Regions from separate parts of the Mus musculus genome. Here region 2 is linked to region 1. The links are chromatin loops, found by intact Hi-C in ENCODE. Cell type or tissue: heart. All regions are shown on one strand. Links, peaks and the distances in the headings refer to the core of each region. The heading gives the core; the rest is flanking DNA.

Region 1 (8,335 bases), core at 231-8,230:
CACCAGGACATTTGAAAAAGTACAGCACCTTCTCAGATGTGTTAGCAACAGCATGTCTGTCCGACTCTAGTTAAAAGGACACTGCACAGACACTTGACACGTGGATATTTGTTTTAATTAAGACAACAAAGGTAAAGTTTAATTGCAGTCAATGATCCGTGTGTGTGTGTGTGTGTGTGTGTGTGCACAATGACTCTTCAAACTCTGAGCCAAGTAATTTCCTGAAAAGGTTACCCATACATGACTAAGGCATGAAGGCAGGTGTGTTCTTTTTTAAATAATAGATAAAGAAAATGTGATATATGTACAAAATAAAGTGTTAGTGAGCTATAAAGGAGAATGAGATCATGTGATTTGCAGGACAATGGGGATTGTGTTAAGTGAAATACTTGAGACTCAGAAAGCCAAATGTTGCATATGGTTTTCATATATGCAATTTAGATTTCCCTTTAAATTATGAAAGTAGAAAGGGGACTATTTGGAAAGAGGACAAAAACTGGCAGGAGGGGAAAAGGAGGACAGATCTTTCCAAGGAACATCAGCCAATCCACCATTTCCACCTAGACGCTGAGGGCATTATGGGTGCTGATTTCACAGGGGAGAACAGTGCAAAGCATAGAGCTCACAGAACTTGTATTAGATTATAAAGAGACAGTTAATAAAGAGCAAAAACATATAAGATCAGTGAGGAAGTGGTGAGACCAGGAAAGATCAGATTGAAAACTCTAGGAGCTGCTCTGTGCCTGTGTGTGTCTGTGTGTGTGTGTGTGTGTGTGTGTGTGTGTGTGTGTGTGTCTGTATGTGTGTATGTGTGTGTGTCTGTGTGTCTGTGTGTCTGTGTGTCTGTGTGTCTGTGTCTGCATTTGTATGTGCATTCATGCATAGCCACACATGGAAGCCAGAGGCCATTGTGAGGTGTCTTTCTTAACTACTCTCCACCTTTCTGTTTGAGACAGGATCTGTCACTGAACCTAGAGCTCACTGATTCAACTAGACTAGTTGGCCAACGAGCCTTAGGAACCTTCTTGACTCTATATCACCTGTGCTGGGGTTACAGTCACACATTGCCACACCCAATTTGTTACAAAGATGCCGGGGATCAAAAGTCAGGTCTTCTTGCCTGTTTGGTAAGTTCTTCACTCATTCTACTGTCTCCAGTCACTCTTGCCAAGGAAGCTTCTTTTGACAGCACATTCAAGGCACAACGTAAAAACAATCCCATATCCTAGAGTACTGAAGCACTAAAGCAAGACCTGAAGAGGTTGGGGAGACATGTTAAAGACAGAGGGAAGCACAAGAACAATGACTTTAGAAAAAGATTGTCCCTGGCATATTTGAGAAGCAACATGGAAACTAGAATGGCTTTCTGAAAGGCTGGCCTTGAAACCTCAAAGCAGGAAACAACCCTTTTTCCCATTAACTTGTTTCTCTCGGGTATTTTGTCACAGATACAAAGTCAGAAGAGGCAAAGGGAACGAGTTTGGAAGTGTTACTAAGAAACAGGGCACAAGGAAGAATTGTGACCATGGAAGGGGGTGTGTTATATTCTCTGTGTGATGGGGAAACATTTGACAGGGCAGTGACATAATCTGGTATGAATCATGAGAGTTCATGTTGGCTGCTGTGTGTGGGAGGAAGTGCTGTGGTGAGTGTCTAGGTGGGGAGAGCAGCTGTGGAACAGGAGGGTGTTTTGCCTATATGTATGTCATGTGTCAGAAGCGGGTATCAGATCTCTTGGGACTAAAGTTCTAGACTGTTGTAAGCCCCTGTATGGGTGCTGTGAATTGAACCCAGGCACTCTACAAGAGCAACAAGTGCTCTTGACTACTGAGCCAATTCTCTCAGTATCTTTATCCTAGGTGATAATGTGGATTTTCAAAGCTACTGTTGTATCTTCCAAGAGGCTTCCTTGATTACCCTCACAGAGGTAGGATCCTGAGAGACACCTTTTTTCCGTTTCCTTTCTTCTGATCATTTATTCCTCACTGGAATTACACTAGATATTTGTTTAGCTAACTCCATATGTGTATGGCTGCTTCTTCAATATCTCATATCTGACTATTCACTCTTGTGTCCCCAACAGCACAGTGCCTGGCTCACAATGGTTTCTTGGTTAATATTTGTGGAGTGAATAAACATCTTTCCCAGCTATATAGGAAGGACCACCTAGTAACTAGGCATTAGAATCATTTAAAGGACTTTTTGTAAAAAGTCTTTGTTACTCAAACTACTGCCATCATTCTTAGGTCATCTGTCCACACATATGTGTATGTGTTTTTATATACATTAAAAAACTCTCTAGAAACATGATCATCCATCTTAATGGTTCTAGCCTCTTGGTACTTTCAAGAGGTTATAGAAAGAAGAAACAGTTTAAAGCTTCTCATTATGAAGGCTCCTTCCATATCTATGAAATCAAGATATCCTGGGGCAGGGTCCCCAAATCACAATCACACTTTGTAGTGATATGTAGCAGTAACTGTTCCTGCCTGTTTTGCCTTCAGTTTTTGTTTTAATTAAGTATTTGAATTTAAATATTCCTATTTCAGGCTGTTGAGATGACTTAGCAGATGAAGGAAGGTGCCTGCTGCCAAGTCTAGCAGCTTGAGTTCAATCCCCAGGACCACATAGTGAAAGGAGAGAAACAACTTCAGCAAGTTGTACATGCTGTGGCTTAGTGTATGTGCGCACGCATGCGTGCACACACAGACAGACACACACACAATTGAATGTTATAAACATGATTTACTGGTGAGGAAACAGACACGGAGGTTTAGTCATTTGGCCTAAGGTTACCCACATAGAAAGTAGTGGAGTGTAGAATTTATACCTAGGCTATCCATCCTCTTACCCACTTTTCTGTGCAGTAGATTCTGTTATCAGCTCTGTTTAGGACCCACAGCTATATTTTTCCCAATATAGACACCAAAGCCCAGACAAGACAAAGGACCTCTTTGAAGGCATAATCAGGGTTGAGACAGGTTTTGTGTCTCCCCATCTGAGGAACATTCCATTCTGGCCAGTCATCCCGGGCTCTGTGAAAAGCAGGGCTTGGAGCCTACTGCCTACACAAAAACCCAGGCACAGGAGGCTATCTAGAAATACTTTTGCTGTCAGCACTGGGTAAAGGAGGATGCAGAAACATACCCCAGCACTGGGTTGCTCGACCATATCTTGGAGGATATAAGCTTCAAGCTAGCCTCCCCCACTTCCCTCAGAGCCAGGGTAGCAGATCCACTGTGGAGGATGCCTGCTGTTGCAGGGTTTAGCTGAGGATGGTGTGTTAGAGAAGGCTCCTAACAGCAGCCAAGGGAGCAGGACATTCGGTGAGGCTTATCTGTTCCTGTCACAAAAAATGTGCTAAAGCCTCAGCAGCTCCCTCTCCAGCTCCCACTGAGACAGCCAGGAGAAGGCCCAGCCAGATGACATGCCTCCGTTCTTCTCCAAGGAGGAGGCCCTGAGCCAAACAGGCTTTTCCATTTCCAGATGCTTTTTAATTAAAATAAAGGCCACTCTGTAACCTGGCTTTGAATGGACAAAGTTTCCTCAGTAGAGTGACGGTACAAATTCACCCCTTTTTCTTTACTTTCCATTGAGCAGCCGAACGTGCGCAAGTAATAATTTATGGCTTCAGTCACACGGCAGCAAGAAGCAGGGAAGGGTTAAGTGACTTATGGAAGGTCACTCTGCCAAAGAAAGCCTCTTTTGTTCCCGAGTTAACCTAGTCTGTGTTGTACCTTTGGCTGAAGCATGGCGAGGAGGCCAGACTAGCGTCACACTCGAGCACCATGTGGTGATCTTGTCAACCTGGGAATTTACACTCTTCCTCCAGCCCCAGAAGGAATCTCATAAACTCAGAGCTTCTGTATCAGTTGCCTACTGCACTTCCCTCTTTTGAGGATACAGACGGGCAGGACGGAAAAGGCCACTTTTATTTGTATCCTGGTCAGAGAGAAACAAGATGTTTCAGGAGGCCCCATTGGGAGACGAGTGAACTTCACCAGCTTCTGTCTTGGACTTGCTTTGTCTAGAATTCCAGCACAGGAAAGGCGGAAGGGGCCAGGCGGCAGCGCAGATGGGATTTCCTTACCTTCTCCTTCTTGAATCAGAGCCAGCTCAGCTGTGAACAGAAACAATAGGGCTACCCATGGGCTCAGGACAAAGCCTGCTGATCCTGGTTCTCAGGGATGGATTGTTGTGTTCCTCGGTGAGGTCTGAGGACCCCTGCCTCAGACACATCCCCACTACAGTTCTCCACATTCTAGGTTGTTGATGATGGAGGCCTAAGACATTATTAGGGTTTGTCTGAAGTTCCTGGGCTAAAAAAACGAGGACAACAAACATTCTTTACCTGATCCCTGCATCCCCCTCAAATATACACAAAACCCTGTCCAGTGGGTCTTGGGAGCAGAGTTTTTGCCCAGATCTTTTTTTTTTCTATTATGCTGGAAATTCTGTCGTGTTCATGTTTCTAGCAGTAAAAACAGAAAGAGAAGAGTATGAGAAGCCAATGCAGGAAGTCATCATCTGTTTTTTCTCCAATGCAACCAAATAGTTCCTTCTATAACCAAAGCATTCAGTGGGGTCTGTCCTAGGCACATCTAGGCAAAACCAATAGAAGCAGTAGGCAAGGGTTGAACCCAGTCAGTCGCTGGCTGAGAGGCGGCCACTTTTATGTTTTTTTGTAGCTCTGAATTACCCATTTCTGTGGGCCACACAAGCTTGTGGGTCGCGGCGGATGCAATTGAGGTTATGGGATGAGTGCTGGAAGAAGCAAGTCTGGTTTGTCTTGAGGTCCTTCTCACTTTGGCCTTCCTTTTTGCCTGTGTGGTTTTCTTGTTGGGGTTTGTGAGAGACACACACTACCATCACTCACTTTCCAACCTTCCATGGCATTCGTTTTTAATACAAATTTTTGAAAATTATAATTAGATCATTTCCCTTCTCTTCTGCTCTCAAATTCCTCCAATGTATCCTCTACCCTCTCTCACTCTCTCTCTCTCTCTCGGATTCATGACCTTTTTTCTTTGTGTTATGTTTATATGCATATATACATGTATATATTGTATGTGTATACATACAATCTGTTCAATTTGTGTAATGTTACCTGTATGTATATTATTCCATTGCATTCTTGAATAACATTATGGATTATGTTTACTAGGCTTGGCAAAGATAAATAGTAGCCCCTTAGGTCTGTTTCAAATTTCCCAAGAGGCTCTGAAGCCTGAGGCTAAGAAATAGATTTTTGAATATTTAGAATATTTTATACATTTTATCCCAAAGATAGAATCACTGGGGGAATATTGTCCCTTTGGGTTACTTTAGGGTCTTCCCATGGCCATTAAATTTGTGAAACGTCACAAAAGGTCTATATTGTAAGTGGCTCTCAAGTCAGATATTGGACCAAGATTTTGATGTCTAAGGCAAAAATGTCTTGTGTTTCATTCCACGAGGAGTTGAAATCATACCCAACAGATGTGTAGCTCCATAAAAGTAAAGGATAGAAGTCACCTATTCATCATTTTCCTTTCATCTCTAGGAGAGTTAGAGATTGTATGGACAATGTTCCCAGACCCTGCATTGGATTATAGTGACATTTTCTCCTCATTAATAGGGAAATAGAGACAAATGAAGAACATTGGGTGACTGGTTCACAGGACCCAAGTCTGTTTGATTGATTCTCTCTGGGTTCTCATTGTGGAATTAAGATATTCTTCCCTCCACACATGCATAGCAAAAGGTAGTGTATGCAAATTTAATTGGATAAATAGTGTCAAGCTCTACCATCCAAAATCTGACTAATAATTTGACACTATCAGTGAATGTCTTTCCTCTGCTAGGAAGGCTACCTTAGAGGAGAGAATTTAGAAGCCAGGGTGGGCTCTGCATTCTATGCCACTCTTGTTTGGGATCAGTTGGTCCACTAAACTCCCTTTGCAATGTTTAATTTGGGGACCTACAATGATGCTTCACATGAAGGTAGTGAACCTTATTGTGCTCTGTTTGTTGTTTGGTTGCTTGTTTGGATTCTATTTATTGGGTGAGGGTAGTACTTGGGTGTGTGCCATGGCACACACTATGGTGGTCAGAGCATAATGTGTAAGGGTTGGTTCCTTCTTTCTACCTCGTGGATCCCAGAGATCAAATTTAGGTCATCAGGCTTGCTGGCAAATGCTTTCATGTACTAAGCTATCTCACTGGCCCCCTTTGGTGTTCAACTAGTGTCTCACTCTGTAGCCCAGCTAGCCTGGAACTCACCCTGTAGCCCAGGCTGCCCTCAAACTCATGACACTTCTCCTTCCTCAGCCTCCTGAGTGCTAGGAATATAGAGGTGAGCTACCCTACCCAACTATACGACAAAATTTTTAGCTGGAAAAAAAAAAGTGGCCACAGAAGGATGGATAATTTTCTTTCTCACTCTAGTCACAAAAATGTACTGACCTTTTCGTTCCCACCATCCCCCTTCCTTCATCTCTCCCTTCCCTTACTCTTATTTTTTCTTTCTCTCTTAAAAAAAAAAAAGTTGCCCCACAGAGACTCACTCACACACCTTTTCCGTGGTCAGCACAGAGAGGATTCCCCAAAAAGGTGGTTTCAACTTAAACAGACAGACATGGTGAGACCCTTTCAAGGCTTACACAAAGACTGTGGCTCTCACTGTGGCCCTCGGAAAACCAGAGTATAGCTGAAGGAGCCTCCAAAATGATAAGACTCCAGGGCACGGGGTGGGAGGATGGGGAGACAAAGCAGAGCAGTTCTACATCTACTAATGAGGAACAGCACACCAGCTTCAGTCTCTGAAGTCTCAAGTCTGGCCTCCATCCTCATTCCCGGCAGTTGCTTGTTACAGAGCACTCTACAGCAGCTACTTCAGCACAACCAGCAACTAGCCCCTTGGCTGTTTGCTGCTATAACATGAATCGTTTGTTTGTTTGTCCCAAGTGAAGAACTTATGAATGAGTTTCTTCCCTTCCTCACAATCATGACTTTTCCCCTTGAGGTTTTCATTTAGGAAGGCTGTATTGTTGGGAGTATAGGGATTTAGTTAAGTAGCTGGTCTGGCAAGTAGCACCAACCTATAACTGAGCAAGAGTACTGAGTACTGACTGGCTTTAGTACAGCCACGGCAGCTGCTCCAAAGACACCATGTGACCTGTAAATAGAAGGGAAGCATAAGTGAGAACTTGGGACTCTGATGCCTCTGCAAACCTTGTCAGTTAAGGTCCTGGGGCAACCTAGACACTCCCTGTCTACCCCTCTGTTCTCCATAGTGATCATATAGTATAAGTCGGAGGGATATGTCCTCAAGATCTTCAGTGATTCTTGAACCTGCACTCTGAAGTCACCTCAACACATGACTGTCCGTCCTGTCCTTGTGCCCCTTCAATTGTAGGATCGCCTCTATTGGAAAGGATTGCATAAGTTTGAATGTTCCAACTGAGTAAGCTTTTCTTTTCATGTATTCAGGAAATTCTGTTCCATTTATTGAGCCTATACTCTTTGGTAAGCACTGTATTACATGTGGAGGATATAGCAGTGGATATAACAAACAGGTTCATAGTCTGATAAGAAGGCAGATAAGGCATAACCATGACTCCTACTGCAAGCTACATCACTCTTACTCATACGTTGGTTATGCTCTAAATTCGACCTAGTGACTCAACCCAGTTTTGTTTACTATCTGAAGTCAGGGCAGACCGCTTTTATTCTGAAACCACTTTTGCTTTCTGCTCCACTGGCTACATTATGTATTGACATACACCAGAGACCTCCCTAATCCCTACCCCCACATCTTTTTCTTTTACTTGTCTATCGCTAAACCAGTTTTCTGCTATACTGTTTGTATAATTGATTTTTCTGGCCAAAGTGCTACATGTCACACTGATCTCTGTTACCTTTTATTTTCCTTAAACACTCTTGTCATTCTATGCTGTTTCGCTGCTTTTCAGTTCACCAGGATGGAAAGCACTTGGCAAAACAACTTTTAACTTTGGGCTATCGTAGGCAAAACCAGGAGGTCTGGCAAACTCAGACCTCAGCCTGTTGTAGGAGTGTCTTTCTGTAGGGTTAAATCCATTTCTAAGAAATAAGGAGACTGGGTGGTCATTATGCTTGCTGAGAACTGCTAAGCACACAGACCCCAGGCTTCACACAAAGATGTGAAACTGCCAGCCCTGAGCTGGGGCAGAGCTTGCAAACTTTGAAATGCGCTAATGCCCTCAGGTGATAATGACAGGGAAGGGAGTCTGGATGCCAGAGCCCCAAGACAACAGGGAAGGATGGAAAGGACTCCTGTTTCTGGCCCAAGTGCTAAGAGCTGTGACATCCTTGT
Region 2 (8,335 bases), core at 305-8,304, 48 kb after region 1:
CACTAGGGCAGGTATGAAGAAAGAACATCAGGCAGAATGTCTGCATGCAGGACCTTAGGAATTTATTTTATTTATTCTTTTACACCAGAGAAGGGCCTAGCCTGAGAACTGGCCAGAACCAGACCAAACCAGGATCGCACACACTCTTATTTTGCTGATGCAACAACAAACTGGCATATACATTCACATCACAGCAGCAGCCCTTTTGTTTTAAAGGATCCATGGAATAAAAGAACTACCTGATCCAAAAGAAGAGAAACACAAAGCAGGCAGCCCCACAGAGAAGTCTTGATGAAGTCTGGGAAGGGCTGAGGATGCTGTGAAGCTGTCTAACAAGGCCAGACAAGACAGATTAAAGCAAAATAGTTAGAGCAGACAGAAGGCATGGAAAGGATGCCATATGATCAAAGTGCTTAGAGAGACTCCTTAAAGGTCATGGCCCCAGGGGATGTAGACACTTCAACTACATTTTGGATGCAAAAGAGAAGGACAGGTCTTGTAATGCAAATTAGGAAGAAACAGACAAAAAGGGGTAAGATTAGTGTTCATAGATGGTACTAAATATGCAGTAAACATGTAAAAAATACAAAACTCTCCTTCCAAAGGGCATTATAAAGTTACAAAGAATTTCCAATAAATTGATTTCTAGACTATCAACAGTAATAATAATAATGTTAATAGCAGCTATCATTTCTTCAGTTCTTTCTGTGTGTCAGGCACTGTGCTGAGTGAGTTCTATACATTGTTTTTGTTTTTGTTTTTCCCATCTCATCCTTCCGTCCTTAGTTTTTCTTCCTATGGTAGTGACAAAGGCACAACACCTTCTTTTCGGAGGAGGAAACAGGCTCAGGAAGATTGAGTCATTTGTCCTAAGAGAAATAGTAACCAATCAAGCTCCTCCACACATCCAGATTTCCTTTCATTCTTAAACACACTCCCTTAGCCTGCCTGCCTCCATTGGTGTGGCAACTTAGTTAGCACACTTCCTCCAAAAGAAGCGAGACTTGATGAAGGTAAGATTTTACAGTGCTCTTTCTGGTTGGAGGAAAGGTGAACGGGAAAATAGATGCCCTGTAACCAAGGAGCCCATTTGGAGGCTGAATCCATGAAAGGAATGAAAAGGAAAGATTCTGAGAAATACCTGCAAAGAAGAAATGACAGGCAGCAAAAAGGGTATGATATCTTACCATGTCTGGCTTGGCCTTCATCATTTACAATGCAGAGAACTTCCCAAAACAACACAAATAGATCTTGCACTTTGTGTATCTGCTAAGAATCCCATTCTAGGGTTGCACCATTTTACCAATACTGTTTTGGTGAGCACCTGAGATGCACATCTTGGGGTTGTGAGGTGATACGTATGTAGGACCAAGCCCCAGAAGTGACATATCTAGGCTGAAACCTAACTTAAGGATGGGAAATGTAACTTAACTAGTAGAGTACTTGCCTACCATGCAGGAAGCCCTGGGTTAAATGTCCAGATTGTATAAAATCATGCATGCTAGCACTCAAACGCTGGAAGCAGGAAGTCAGAATTTCAAAGTCATTCTCTTCTATACAGTGGGCTTGAGGCCAACCTTGGCTACCTGCTTCTAGGACCCAGTCCTAGAGAAAGAGGGAGGAAGCTTTCTGTCTTTGTTTTTGGTTTTTTTCAAAACAGGAAAACAGGGTGTCTCTGTGTAGTCCTGGCTGTCCTGGAAGTCACTCTGGCCAGGCTGGCCTAGAACTCACAGAGATTTGCCTGCTTCTGCTGGGACTAAAGGTATGGGCTAGCATCACTCAGCTTCAAAATGTTTTAAATACTAGTAAACTTTAGTGGGGGGGGCTTCATAATGGATTTTTTTTTAATTGAGGATAGGGAAAACCCTCTTTGGTAATATGAAGGAATAGTAGAAATAGCTGGGTTTATCACCATTCCGAAACGTAATCTAAAAGCAGGAGGCCCTTCCTATCTTCCTTCCCACCACATGCCAGTTTCGTTGAAACTAATGACAAGAAGAGAGAACAGAAGGTGTGGTAACCCTTTGGGAGCCGTTCTCAATTGCTGGCGATCTGCTACCTCATCCCTCTTCATTACTTCATTTTAGGGCAAAGGACCTCTGCTGACATTCTGAGCAGCTGGATGGCTATGGCTGTCATTTAATAGTGCAGACAGCTTTTTGAGGGGTTCCTGAAGGAAAGCTGACAAACTGAAATTAGGGCAATTTTCAGCTATAACAGCAACTTGGCTTTCTTTGTTGTTGAGAAGGCTGCCAATATTGTTTAGGCAGGGAATCCAACTAACTTTTTAAATAATAGCCCCCAAAGAGAAGGGAAGATTTGAGTATTAAATATAATAATGTGGCCCTCCAAGTGATGATACCTCAGAATGTTGCAGTTAAAGCCACTCCTTGGCATATCCTTAACAGCGATGGCCTCTACCCAGTAAAGCTTTCTGGTGCTGATGCCTAGATCATGGGCATCATGAACCAAATGAGAAGGGAGGACCAGGAGTGACTGAGGTTGGAGACAGTTGGGATCAACTGCCTATCCCAGACGGGATACAGAAGGGTCAAACACAAAAAGCTTTTGGAGACCGAACCTACAAGTAGAAACAATAGGCTGGCTTTAAATTTCCAAAGAATGGTACTAGCATCTTACTCTCTCACGTAACAAATATTTATGGAGAATCTCCTGTGTGACAGGCACTGTGGTAGGAACAAGCCGTACAGTATTGAATAAAAAAAAAAGCATTCCTGTGCAGTAAGCCTCATAGGAGAGCTGACTGGAAAGCAATCACACAAATACGCACTGTCATCTGCTGGGGATTGGTTCCACAATGCCCCCATGATTACATGTTGAAATCTCTTGTATAAAATGTTATAGTTATTGTATATAACCTTCACATCATCTGGGTACTTTACATAATCTCCAGATTATTTATGATGCCTAATTCACTGTAAATTGCATATGAATAGTTGTTGTATTATATTATTTAGGCAGTGAGGAGCAGGGGTGGGGTGGCTGGACATGTTCAGCACAGATGCAACTTTTTAGAAAACACTTGCAATCTTCAGTTGTCTGAAGCCATAGATGCAGAACCCATGGATGTGGACAGCTGGCTTTAATTACTAAAGGCAGAGAGGCCTATGAGTTAAACAAAAAGGAGGAGGAGGAGGAGAAAGAAGAAGAAGAAGAAGAGGAAGAGGAAGAGGAAGAGGAAGAGGAAGAGGAGGAGGAGGAGGAGGAGGAGGAGGAGGAGGAAGAAGGAAGGACAAGGAGGAGAAAGAGAAAGAAAGAATGAATGAAAGGAAGGAGGGAAGAAAGGAAAGATAGATGGAAGGAAGGAAGGATAGGTCTTGCAGAAAGAACATTAATAGGTAGGGCCTGAGCTGGAGGCTCAGGATAGATGAATTTTGGATGACAAGAAGGGGATTGTTCATTCCAGCATCTAAGACTAAGGAGAATATGGATGTGAACTGTCTGGGAGCATGGCTGTTGAAGCTACAGGTCAAGCAGGAAGGAGGTTCTACCTTTTTACTGGCAAACCAAAGTGTTCTGGGCTTTGTGGTTCCTCAGAGGCCACGGTCCCAAGTCGGTTCCAGAAGTCAACTTGGCTGTTTCCCAGAGAGGATTCATGGTGAACGCCTGCTTGTAGCTTCAGCCAGTTGGCTAAGATTAGCTTCCAACAAACTCAGAAAGCCTACAGCCTCAGAGACTCTTGTTCCTCTGTGATTCCTACTCCCACTCATAGCATTGTATTTGCGAGGGATGCTTGCCTGCTGAGAGCCGGCCCTGCATTGCTTAAGTTATCAGTTGAGGCAGCACCCAACTTCGGGAAAAATACAGGCAACAGTGGAGACCAAGAGCAAGAACAGGAGCCAAGGAAGCAGCCGCTGCCAACAACTTCCGTTTTTGTTTTTGTTTTTTCCTTTCTTTCCCACGTAGCTGCCCATGGAGCCCCTGTGACTGTTCATGGCAATCTGTTTGTTAACAATTAACAAAGGAGGGAGCCCTCTTGGCAATTTTTTTTCACCCAGAGGCCCCAGATTTCTCCCTGTGAAACTGCCAAATATGCAACCTTGGGTGGATATTTGGCTGAATCGCTTTGAAGGGTTTGTCAGTGCCTAAAATGGAAATTGTTAGAAAGCAGAGGAGGGTGGTTGCCAGCAACCATGAAATGGTAATGAGCAAATCATTTATTTTTGCAGTGAAATGTCATCCCCTAACACTACAAAAGCAGATTTTTTTTTTTTTTGAGCTTAGAAGTACTGACTACCTAGAAAATTCTTCCAAGGCAATCCAGTGTATCATACCCCCACCCACAAATACCTCTATCTTTCTCTCACCTTGGTCTTGTCTCCTAAACTAGACTGCTCCCATGGTTTGGGAACTTAGCTGCAACCCCAGATGAATTAAAAGGCTGGCTGGTTATGAAAGGTAGTCAGACTTCAACCATCCTATAAAGCAAAGAGGAAGTTCATTTCCTTCTAAGAGGATATGTGGTTGACTTTCTTTCAACATGGGAAAGTTGGTAGGCAGTGATAGACTCAGCCCCAAAATACAGCATGGCTGTTTAAATGATACATTCAAGTCCTCCTATCATTTTGGCTGAGTGCTATGGCACTTAATAAGGTTTTCTGCATGTATCAGCTCACTGAGCAGGCATATCAGGCAGGCTCTTCAATTGGGTACCTTTTAGTTTTGTACTCTGGCACTTTTGTTTGGCACTTAGAAGGAAGAGACTGGAAAATACATTCGGGTTGACACTAGAGAGTGAATGATCTGCTAGTTTTCTTTGAAAACAGCCATTAAGCTACTGTGCCTTCAGGCCAGTTCTTGGAAGGCTTTAACTTAAACAAAGCCCCGGATCTGTCTTTTAGCTTTTCCATATTGCCTTCTATATTGGGATTAGTGAAAAATTATACTGCTATCAATTTTATTTTAAAGTAATATTTTATGAGCCTTTGGCTTGAAAGTATTTCAATGACATCTGCATGCTCAAAATTAAAAAGGAAGACGGCTCTCCTCAGCTTTCATCAAGTAAGCTTTCGATCACAGTCATCAGGCCAATTTTTTCTGTCCTGCCTTTAAATGGAGGTGGCTTTCCCCAATCATTTGTGTGGTTGGGTGTGATCCATTAGGTAAGCTGTCCTGCTGTGAAAACCAAACCAAACCAAACCCAAGCCTAAGAGGCCTGGAGAGATGACTCAGAGAGTAAGAGCACTGACTGTTCTTCCAGAGGACCTGAGTTCAATTCCCAGTACCCATATGGTGCCTAACTCCAGTTCCAGAGGATCCAATATGCTCCTCTGGCTTTTGAGGGCACAGCATACATATGGTACACAGATGCACAGACAAGTTGGTTTGCTCTGTCACTACATTTGAAAGCCCATGTATGTTTCTGCCTCTCTCTTATGTATGACCTCAGGAACAGCCTACTGGAAAGTGCGGCTCTTATACAGGGAAGTCTTTCTCCCAGATTCCCTTGTAAGTAAGGTTAACTTGTGAGGGAATTACCAAGTATCCAACCCTATCATTTCCCTCCCTTTCCCCATCTTTCAAGGGCCCTCTCAACCCACAGTCTCTGATACAGTAGCTGTAGCGATGACTCCATGTAGAGAACAAACAATTGGAGCAACTGGAGGCCAGGGCACCCTTCCCCCAGAAAAGGACCCCTTAAAGCCATCTCACAGCTGAAATGATTGTCTTCTGGCCTTTACTTCATGAGTGTCTAAGAATTGAAAGACTGCCACAGGCAGAGTAGAAATTAACTTCTTCCTCTCCTTGCTTTGAGCTAGCTGTAAATTTTCGTTTCCTGCTTTCTTTGGAATACAGAGAAACGATGGAGGCAGATTATTGGCCGGGGTATCCGGTATCTGGTAACTGGACCACTGTCTCAGCTTCAGTTCCCTCATCCATCCTGAGAAGCGCTACACAAGTTATCAATTCTCCCTAAACTCTGACGTTTGACTAATCTAATAGACTTACCATCAAAGAGGGATGTAGCTAAGTTTTCAATAGTTTCTTAGCTCCAGGGAAAGCTATTTTATATAATGTCCTTTTTCTGTGTTTCCCTTTTAATAGGAAAACACGACTCATTCCTGGACCATAAAGTGAACACATTGCAGATCAGCAGGGGGAAGGCTTTTTTTTTTTTCTTCTCTGTGGAAGGGGTCTAGAATACCATAGAAATAAAGGTAGGCACCAGATCTGGACAAGAGAGGCAGGTGGGGCAGAGAACCTCGTCAGTACCATCTTCACTCAAACCAGACCTGCTCAGAGGCAGAGTTAGGTGACAGCACACATCCAGGAGTCAGCTGCTCTAGACCGTGACTCCAGCTCCTCCGTTTACTACCTGTTTCACCTAGAGGAAGTTCATCTACCACCCTATACCCCTCAGTTTCCAAGTCTGTAAAATAGGAAGTAGTCATAGCACAGTAGAGTAGTGGGGTTAAATATCAGAGGAGCGAGTGATGAGCTTACAACATTGTGTGATGTGCATCCAGTAATGTTCCAACAGTGTCTTCTTATTTTGACCCTTGGCCTCCTGTGTCCAGAGATGGACAGCAGAATTTGTAAGGTTACATTACACAGCTCTGTGCCCCTTTTAAGAGTCTCAGTGGCCTTGGACAACTCTGTGGTCGCAGACAGCGTGTGTGTGCTTCTGGAATACGCGAGTTTCCTTTTCCCTGTGAGCTGACATTAAGTCTGTGAGTCACTGCCAGTGACCAAAAGAACAGAAAATTCTCTCAGATGAGGGGAGAAAGTGTGGCCATTGAAACCTGAGCCATAAGTAATTGTCTCCCACATTTGCAGAGGATTTAACAGAATGCAGGCTTGAAACTCTTAGTTGCAGAAGTAGTTTCTAGAAAAGAACGTTCCCTGGGGGTTCTCCCTGTCTAGGGAAGTTGGAAAGAAAAAAAGACCATGGTCAGACCCAGGGAAGATGTTTCAACACAGGTGGGAAAAATGCTGAGGGAGATTCCCAAAACCGGTTCTGCAGCGGTTTCCTAGGTAAACTAGGGGAAAGAGTAGCTAGCCATCTGCCCCACACAGATGGCCACCAGAGCAGGAAGAACCTTTAGAAATGATCTTATCCTAGCCTCCGATTTAAAGATGTGAATCTAAAACCTGGAGAGAGGGGACAATTGCCCTATCGTCCTATAGCAAATTATTGACAAAGCCAGGATTTAAAGACTAAGCCAAAGATCATACCGCAGCACCAGAGTGGTCTCTTAAAGGTACACAGACCGCGGTCTCTACTCATTTTGGAATGCTCTGTAGCACAAACATACTAAAAAGTAATTGAGGCCCACCCAGAAGGACTGGAAAGGTATTGAGCAGTGCCCAAATTGCAATTCCTCTAGTTTATCCGTCCGATTTGGGAGCTCCGGCTGTCAAAGCGTTTCAGCCAAAGTACTCCTCACTTAACTAACTGGTCTTTTTAACTTACCATTGGAAAGCAGCTCTGGTTAAAGCCCAGCATGCTGACTCAGCCCATGTAGTAAGGATGACTAAACACAAGAATTTCCTGTGGGGGGATGGAAAATATCTTTCAGATGCATTTGTTTCAGGGGAACCTTTCTGATCAGTCAGGAGCTAGCCCACTGTGGGCCTGTGAGGAAAAGCAGCAGGCTGTCCCTGCGCTGCACCAAGGCAACATTTGCAGATGTTTCCTTTCTTTCTTTCTAAACAATCTCGTGGCTTGACTCGGCACCATTTTGGTCTGGCCAGCATTTGCACAGGGCTCCATCTGCCAACTGGTAGAGACCAAGGCAGAGAGGAGCCGATGTCTCCCCTGACTGAAGGGGCTTTGCACAATCGCCTGCCTGCTCAGAGGCCTTCCCCCCCAGGGGTGAACTGGAGCTGGTCTGCTTTATCTCAAGGCAGTTGCAGTTCTGAGCCCACCTTGAATCATTACGGTGAGCGATCTGCAAACAATGTCAGCTGGCTTCTCTCTCCAGGGTGCACTCTGGGGATTCGCAACCTGGAGTGATGTTATCAATGTTCAGGTCCGAATCCCACACAGACATTGGACAACTTTAGGACAGGCACATTGACCTCCAGTGGGATTGCTCACCAGCTTAAGGCATTAATCCAGTGAGTCCAAAATTTGAATAAATATTTCAAGACTCTTGGCTAAGAGGGAGCCTGCCTTGCTCAATTAGGAGGTTGGAGACACCTGGTGCATTTGGGCGCCACAGGTTCGCTTTGCAGCTTGAGAGTTGGGAAAGGGGGCGGGAAAAAGGAGAGGGCGAGCATACTCCTGGAAGGCATATATAGAACTGGAGAGTTCAGGAATCGAAGATTGAAGGCTAAGGGACCTGCCTCATCTTCTCGCTACCCCTTCCCT

What was found. Peaks named below come from ENCODE experiments on the same cell type or tissue, not always from the same donor. Only the 100,000 strongest peaks of a DNase experiment are listed, where the experiment ranks them.
Region 2: a loop joins it to region 1, with 2.3 times the contacts of the local background. A loop is called at or near these places in 4 of 42 quality-filtered maps.

Annotation. Positions count from the first base shown.
Region 1 is chrX:53,162,122-53,170,456 of GRCm38, reverse strand. Gm35988 (a long non-coding RNA gene) reads right to left here. Exons shown (of 4, transcript XR_882310.2): 4 at 2,729-7,156. It also overlaps a transcript of Plac1 not described here. Among named protein-coding and RNA genes, the nearest start is that of Plac1, 52 kb to the right of the region's middle. In heart, for the core only: no CTCF peak of the experiment used is centred there; DNase peaks (open chromatin) are centred at 3,386 and 4,056; H3K27ac peaks cover 3,139 bases.
Region 2 is chrX:53,114,356-53,122,690 of GRCm38, reverse strand. It overlaps Plac1 (placental specific protein 1), which reads left to right and starts at 8,286. Exons shown (of 3, transcript NM_019538.5): 1 at 8,286-8,335. All of the region lies in intron 1 of Gm35988 (a long non-coding RNA gene), which reads right to left. In heart, for the core only: no CTCF peak of the experiment used is centred there; a DNase peak (open chromatin) is centred at 3,860.